2 separate regions of the Homo sapiens genome follow, and region 1 is linked to region 2. Evidence: chromatin loops called from intact Hi-C (ENCODE). Cell type or tissue: Caco-2. All regions are shown on one strand. Links, peaks and the distances in the headings refer to the core of each region. The heading gives the core; the rest is flanking DNA. Region 1 overlaps ACSL5 (acyl-CoA synthetase long chain family member 5). Region 2 has its middle 22 kb from the start of TECTB.

Region 1 (2,919 bases), core at 325-2,824, 120 kb after region 2:
TCAAAAGCATCATGGCTGCCTGGGGAATTGGCTTTATCTTCTACTGGACCAGAAGTTCTGAGCATGCTTTCCTGTGCTAAACACACTGCCTGGCACACAGTAGGTGCTTGAATACCCAAATGGATACATTATGAGGGAACCCGCCCTCACTTAGGTCGGACTGCTTAGCGTTGCCCTTCTCATGGCATGAAGCCCCTGGCTGTGGCATTCCTGAGGAAGACTCCGCCGACCCTGTCCTGCTGTGTGCATAGAAGCATGTTCTGTTCCTTGTGGGATTGAACACTGCAAACTTTCCTTCAGCAGACTCTCCTCGCTAGTTGCCTTTCTCTCAAATTGTGCCAATGGTGAGTAAAAGGTGAAGGTGGCTTGGTAACAGCAGCTTCCCACTGTGTCTCAGGTGCCATGCTAGGTGCAGTGGAATCCACAGGTGAGGATGGTCACTATGTGCATGAGTGCTCACAGCACTGGGAGGCCTATTGACACACAGATCCATGAGTCCCAGGAAGCCTCACTGGGACCCAAACCCGAGGAAAGGGCTTATTCTGCTCCACCTCTTCTATCTCTTCTGAGCTCTGGCTCCTGTAGCTTTTCCTGTGCAATTCAGCAGCAAAGATTTTACCAGTGGAGCTGCATCGAACGCCCTAATGATTTATTTATGGTATGCTTGCCTGTGGCCCAGGACACCTGTCTGAAGCCTAGACTCTTAACCCTTTCTCTGCCAGCTGTCTTACACATTGGGACTGTTAGATGCTGTCTAGCAATTGGGCTTGGAAGAGAGATATGAGAGGTTATTATCACTTATCTTTTAAAAAATTACGTAAGCAATCGAATTGAATCTTTCCATGGTGTGGAAACTACTACTTAGCTACCACCTGGTGTTTTAACAGGGCTCCCTTTGGTAATGCTGTCTCCCTGCTCTGTCCACCACCTCTCGGCGGAGATGATAAGAAGGACCTTCCCCACTGGGTGCCATGGCTCATGCCTGTAATCCCAGAACTTTAGGAGGCTGAGGCAGGTGGATCGCTTCAGCCCAGGAGTTCAAGCCCAGGCTGGGCAACTTAGGGAGACCCCATCTCTACAAAAAACTTAAAAACAAAAAACAAAAAACAAAAGCCGAGTGTGGTTGTGCACACCTGTAGTCTCAGATACTTGTAAGGCTGAGGTGGGAGGATCACTTAAGCCTGGGAAGTTAACACTGCAGTGAGCTGAGCATGTTAGGATGGGGCTGCGATAGCGCCACTGCATTCCAGCCTGAGCAACAAAGCGAGACTCTGTCCCAAAATAAATATATAAATAAATAAAATAAGGCCCTTCCCATCTGCCTGGGGCCATGGCTATTATAAGACAATGGCTTGAGCAACTGGTGAATGGCTGGGAAGTTATCAGCAGGCTGTAGGTCAGGATCTCAGGCCATCCTTCCTTCTTAGCTACTTGGAATGAATATTGAAAGACACAGTTTCAGGGCCCCTCGGCCCTGTGACTCAGCCTTCACCTTTGCTCTGGTTTCTTATCGGTTAGAGAAATGGATGAAAAAGGTTTCCACCCACAGAGCTGCTGTCCAGCTGGATTACTCAGTGGCTGAGAAGCATTTTACACAACATGAGGGCTTGGAAGAGGCTGTGTGTCAAATGTAGTTTTGGTAGCGGGAGAGCCACACTTGTAGAAACAAAGCTGAGGTGTACACTTAGGTGCATTCACATGAAATGCCACCAACCAAGGTGGTAGAACTTTCTAAATTAGCTGCCTGTGTTGGAGGTGGGATTATATGGAGCTGTTCATTTTATTCTTTTTTTTTGTAAGTGTGCATATTTCAGATTAAACAGTACACATCAAGTGTTACCTTCCCACTGAGACTACGCTACGCCTCCCTAATTAAAACTCATCCACCAGGCGCGGTGGTTCATGCCTGTAATCCCAGCACTTTGGGAGGCTTGAGGCAGGTGGATCACTTGAGACCAGGAGCTCAAGACCAGCCTGGACAACATGGCGAAATCCTGTCTCTACTAAAAATACAAAAATTAGCCAGGCACACACCTGTAATCCCAGCTACTTGGGAGGCTGAGGCATGAGAATCGCTTGAACCCAGGAGGCAGAGGTTGCAGTGAGCCGAGATCACACCACTGCATTCCAGCCTGGGCAACAGAGCAAGACTCTGTCTCAGAAAAAAAAACAAAAAACAAAAATCTCATCCCCCTGCTGTACCCCCAGTTCTCTTTCCCTACTCTTGTTGTTTTTGTTGTTCCGTAGTCCTAAGTAACCTAGTTATTGCTCAGGCTTGTTGTCAAACTCCCCAATATAATGCAATCTCACGAGGGCAGGGTTTTCCCTGCTATATCCCCAGCACCTGGAACAATGCAACATATACAGCCAAGCCCTTCAATAGCTTTTGGCTGAATGATGGAGTAGACAAGACTTTCAAGAAATCCAGTCATGATTTCTCCTCTTCCATCTGTCTTTTTCTTGTTTTTTTGTTTTGTTTTGTTTTGTTGTTTTGTTTTTGAGACAGAGTCTTGCTCTGTTGCCCTGGCTGGAGCGCAGTAGCACAATTACAGCTCACTGCAGCCTTGACCTCCCTGGCTCAAGCGATCCTCCCACCTCAGGCTCCCAGGTAGTGGGGACTACCGGCATGCACCGCCAAGCGAGGCTAATTTTTGTATTTTTTGTAGAGACAGGTCCTCACCGTGTTCCCCAGACTCAAACTCCTGGTCTCAAACTCCTGGGCTCAAGCAATATATCCACCTCAGCCTTCCAAAGTACTGGGATTATAGGTGTGAGACACTGCACCCGACCTCCATCTCTCTTTTTCTATGAGGATTGTCTTTTCAGAAACACAAATGCGTATATAATTCATTGTAATTGAGAAGATAATGTACACACTGTCCAAATATTTTTTTCTTTCTCCCTGGCAGTACATCATGA
Region 2 (2,919 bases), core at 175-2,674:
CTACTTCTCCACCTCAGCTCTGGTCCCTGGTACCATGCTGACCTCATGTCTTATGACTTTTCCTAACTCACAGTCCAGCCATACTGGCCTCCTTGCTACTCTTCCATCTCCCCATACAGGCTCCTGTCTCTAATACTTTTTGCTTCTTGTTATCGCTGCCTGGAAGAACTCCTCCCCAGTCATTGGTGTGGCTTTGTACTCTCTAATCCTCCTTCAAGTCTTTGTTCAAACGTCTCCTTTACCTCCTAAAACACAACGGCAAAACTTCAAATAACCCAACTTAAAAATGGCCAAAGGACTTGAATAGACATTTCTTCAAAGACAACACACAAATGGCCAACAGGTATATAAAAAGAAGTTCGACATTGCTAAGCATCAGGTAAATGTAAATCAAAATGACAATGAGATATCACCTCACACCTATTTGGCTGTTCTTTAAAAACAAAAGATAAGTTGTGGTGAGGATATGGAGAAATGGGAACCTTTGTACACTGTTGGTGGGAATGGAAAATGGTATAGCGGCTATGGAAAACAGTATGGCGGTTCCTTGAAAAATTAAAAATAGAACTACCATATTATCCAGCAATCCCACTACTGGGTATATATCAAAGGAAATGAAATCAGTATGTCGAAAATAAATCTCCACTTCTGTGTTTATTGTAGCATTATTCACCATAGCCAAAATAAGGAAACAACCTAAATGTCTATCAATGGATGAATGAATAAAGCAAGTGTGGTTATACACACATAATGGAATATTATGAAGCCATAAAAAGAAGGAAATCCTGCCATATGCCAAAACATGGACGAACTGGAGGACATTATGCTAAGTGAAATAAGCCAGATACAGGACAAACACTACATGATTTCCCTTATATAATGTATCTAAACGTGTCAAACTCATAGAAACAGAGAGTAGAATGGTAGATGTCAGGGGCCGGAGGAGGAGCAATGGGGAGTTACTATTCAACAGGCATAAAGTTTTGGTTATACAAAATGAGGAAGCTCTGGAGGTCGGCTGCACAACCTTGTGTGTGTAGTTAACTTAGATTTTTGTTGATGGGATAGATCTCATGTTACCTGTTCTTACCACAGTTTTATATATATACATATATATGTCTCCCCTTCTCAGCGAGGCCTACCCTGAACCCCACTCTCCACTCCTAGAACTTCCTTTCTCCTTCTCTTGCTTTGCTTTTCCCCATAGTTCTTTTCACCACTATGTATTTCACTTATTTGTTGTGGTCCACCTCCCTCAGTTAGGAAGGTCTTCAACAGAGCCCTGCACAGAGAAAGAGCAGGCACTTGATAAATATGTGCTGAATCATTCATGTCTCATGCCACAGCCACTGCGCTTTACTCCTCTTGCTTGACTCTTAGGACATAGCTCCAGTTGCAAGTTTAACTTGAACTCTGAGGCCAGGCAGCTTCTTTCAAAACTAATAATGTTCAAGTGGCAAAGTTCAGTTGCAGCAAAGCATTAATTGCTCACGTGAACATCAAAGTTTCCAAAGCCTTGTGACCTTGCTTCCCTAAGACCCAGAAAGGGGAGTCCTGGACATCAAAGGAATCCATCAAGTGTTACCGACAATCATTCCAGCGATGCTGAAAGTCTAATGTTTTCAATGACCCCTGGCCTCTCACTTGAGCAATAAACCCAAAAGTGATTTTCCTCTTCAAATTTCCTTTCCCTAGTCAGACCAACAGGCACACACAGAAGCATGAAATAATGGTGCAATAGAACAGGGCTGGACTAAGAAGTCAGGGAGCTAACTTCTAATCTAGCCTTCTTCACTTCATATCTGTGAGTATGGGTGAGTCCCTTACTATCTGAGCCGCAATTTCCTCATTTTTTAAAAAAAGAATTCAATCTAGATCATCTCCATATACCCACTTTTCTTGCTCTGAAACATTAGTGTTCCATGAAATGCTAAGTCTCTGCAAAGAGGATGCTAGAACCATCCAGGGTTGCATTTCCTCAATTCCTCCATGTGAACCCTGTCGTTTTTCTTCATTTCTTTCCCCCGCATAAAACTACCTTCTGTCATATCGCAGGGCAATTCTAATTATGAGGTTCTTAAGAGGATCTCCTGAGCTTATTCCATCCCTAAACTGGAACAGGCATAAAGATCTGTTGGGGCTCTATGAGTATGAAATGCACTAATGTGTACAAACCATCTGTCTCAGTGCCGGCATATAGCAGGCTCCTGGTAAATATTCATTTTGTCCCTTTCACGTCCTTTTCAGGGTTCTATTCTGATGAGCCTAGGAAAAGAGAGAATGCATGAAACCATTAGCCCAGCCTCCATCTGATCACACTTGCCATCTTCATCTTCAGAAATGACAGCGCAACTGCGTTGCCTTGGTCCATACAATTCCACCAGGGCTTGGTCAGATCATCATGATGTCAACAGGCATTTTGTGGATCATTCCCAATGGCTTTATTTTTTGCAACATATATTCTCTCATTTAATCTTCACAACAGCCCTATTAAATAGCTATCGTATTCCATGCTACAGATGAGGAAATTGAGGAACACATGTTGCTGAGGGTTATCACAAGCTGGTAAGTGACGAGTTGGGCACTCAAAATTAGGTTTTCCAGTGCATAGCTCCTTCCTCCTTCCCAAAGCTGCAGAGTGAAATGGGTTTGAAGGGATGAGTCACTATCTGAAAATGTTGGGTCGACATGCGCCAAGTTGGAGGAGTTAACATTGGCCTGGTCCCTAACATATTTTTCCCTTAAGGGGTAATAATGAACAAACCTTAACCTGTTAAGCATCCGCATGCACACAGTATTACATCTGATTTCTAATTTTTCCAACAAGTCTGAAAGCGAGCTGAGCTCAAAGAGATTAAGGAACCAGCCTGAGAATACCCGGGCAGTAGCTGGTAGAGATGTGGGCCCTACCCAGGTTCC

The links. A loop is a pair of places that touch in the nucleus more often than their neighbours do. Peaks named below come from ENCODE experiments on the same cell type or tissue, not always from the same donor. Only the 100,000 strongest peaks of a DNase experiment are listed, where the experiment ranks them.
Region 1: a loop joins it to region 2, with 5 times the contacts of the local background. A loop is called at or near these places in 1 of 110 quality-filtered maps.

The regions. Positions count from the first base shown.
Region 1 is chr10:112,382,027-112,384,945 of GRCh38, forward strand. All of the region lies in intron 1 of ACSL5 (acyl-CoA synthetase long chain family member 5), which reads left to right. Among named protein-coding and RNA genes, the nearest start is that of ACSL5, 9.4 kb to the left of the region's middle. In Caco-2, for the core only: no CTCF peak of the experiment used is centred there; DNase peaks (open chromatin) are centred at 665 and 1,435.
Region 2 is chr10:112,260,025-112,262,943 of GRCh38, forward strand. No RefSeq gene overlaps it. Among named protein-coding and RNA genes, the nearest start is that of TECTB, 22 kb to the right of the region's middle. In Caco-2, for the core only: no CTCF peak of the experiment used is centred there; a DNase peak (open chromatin) is centred at 1,487.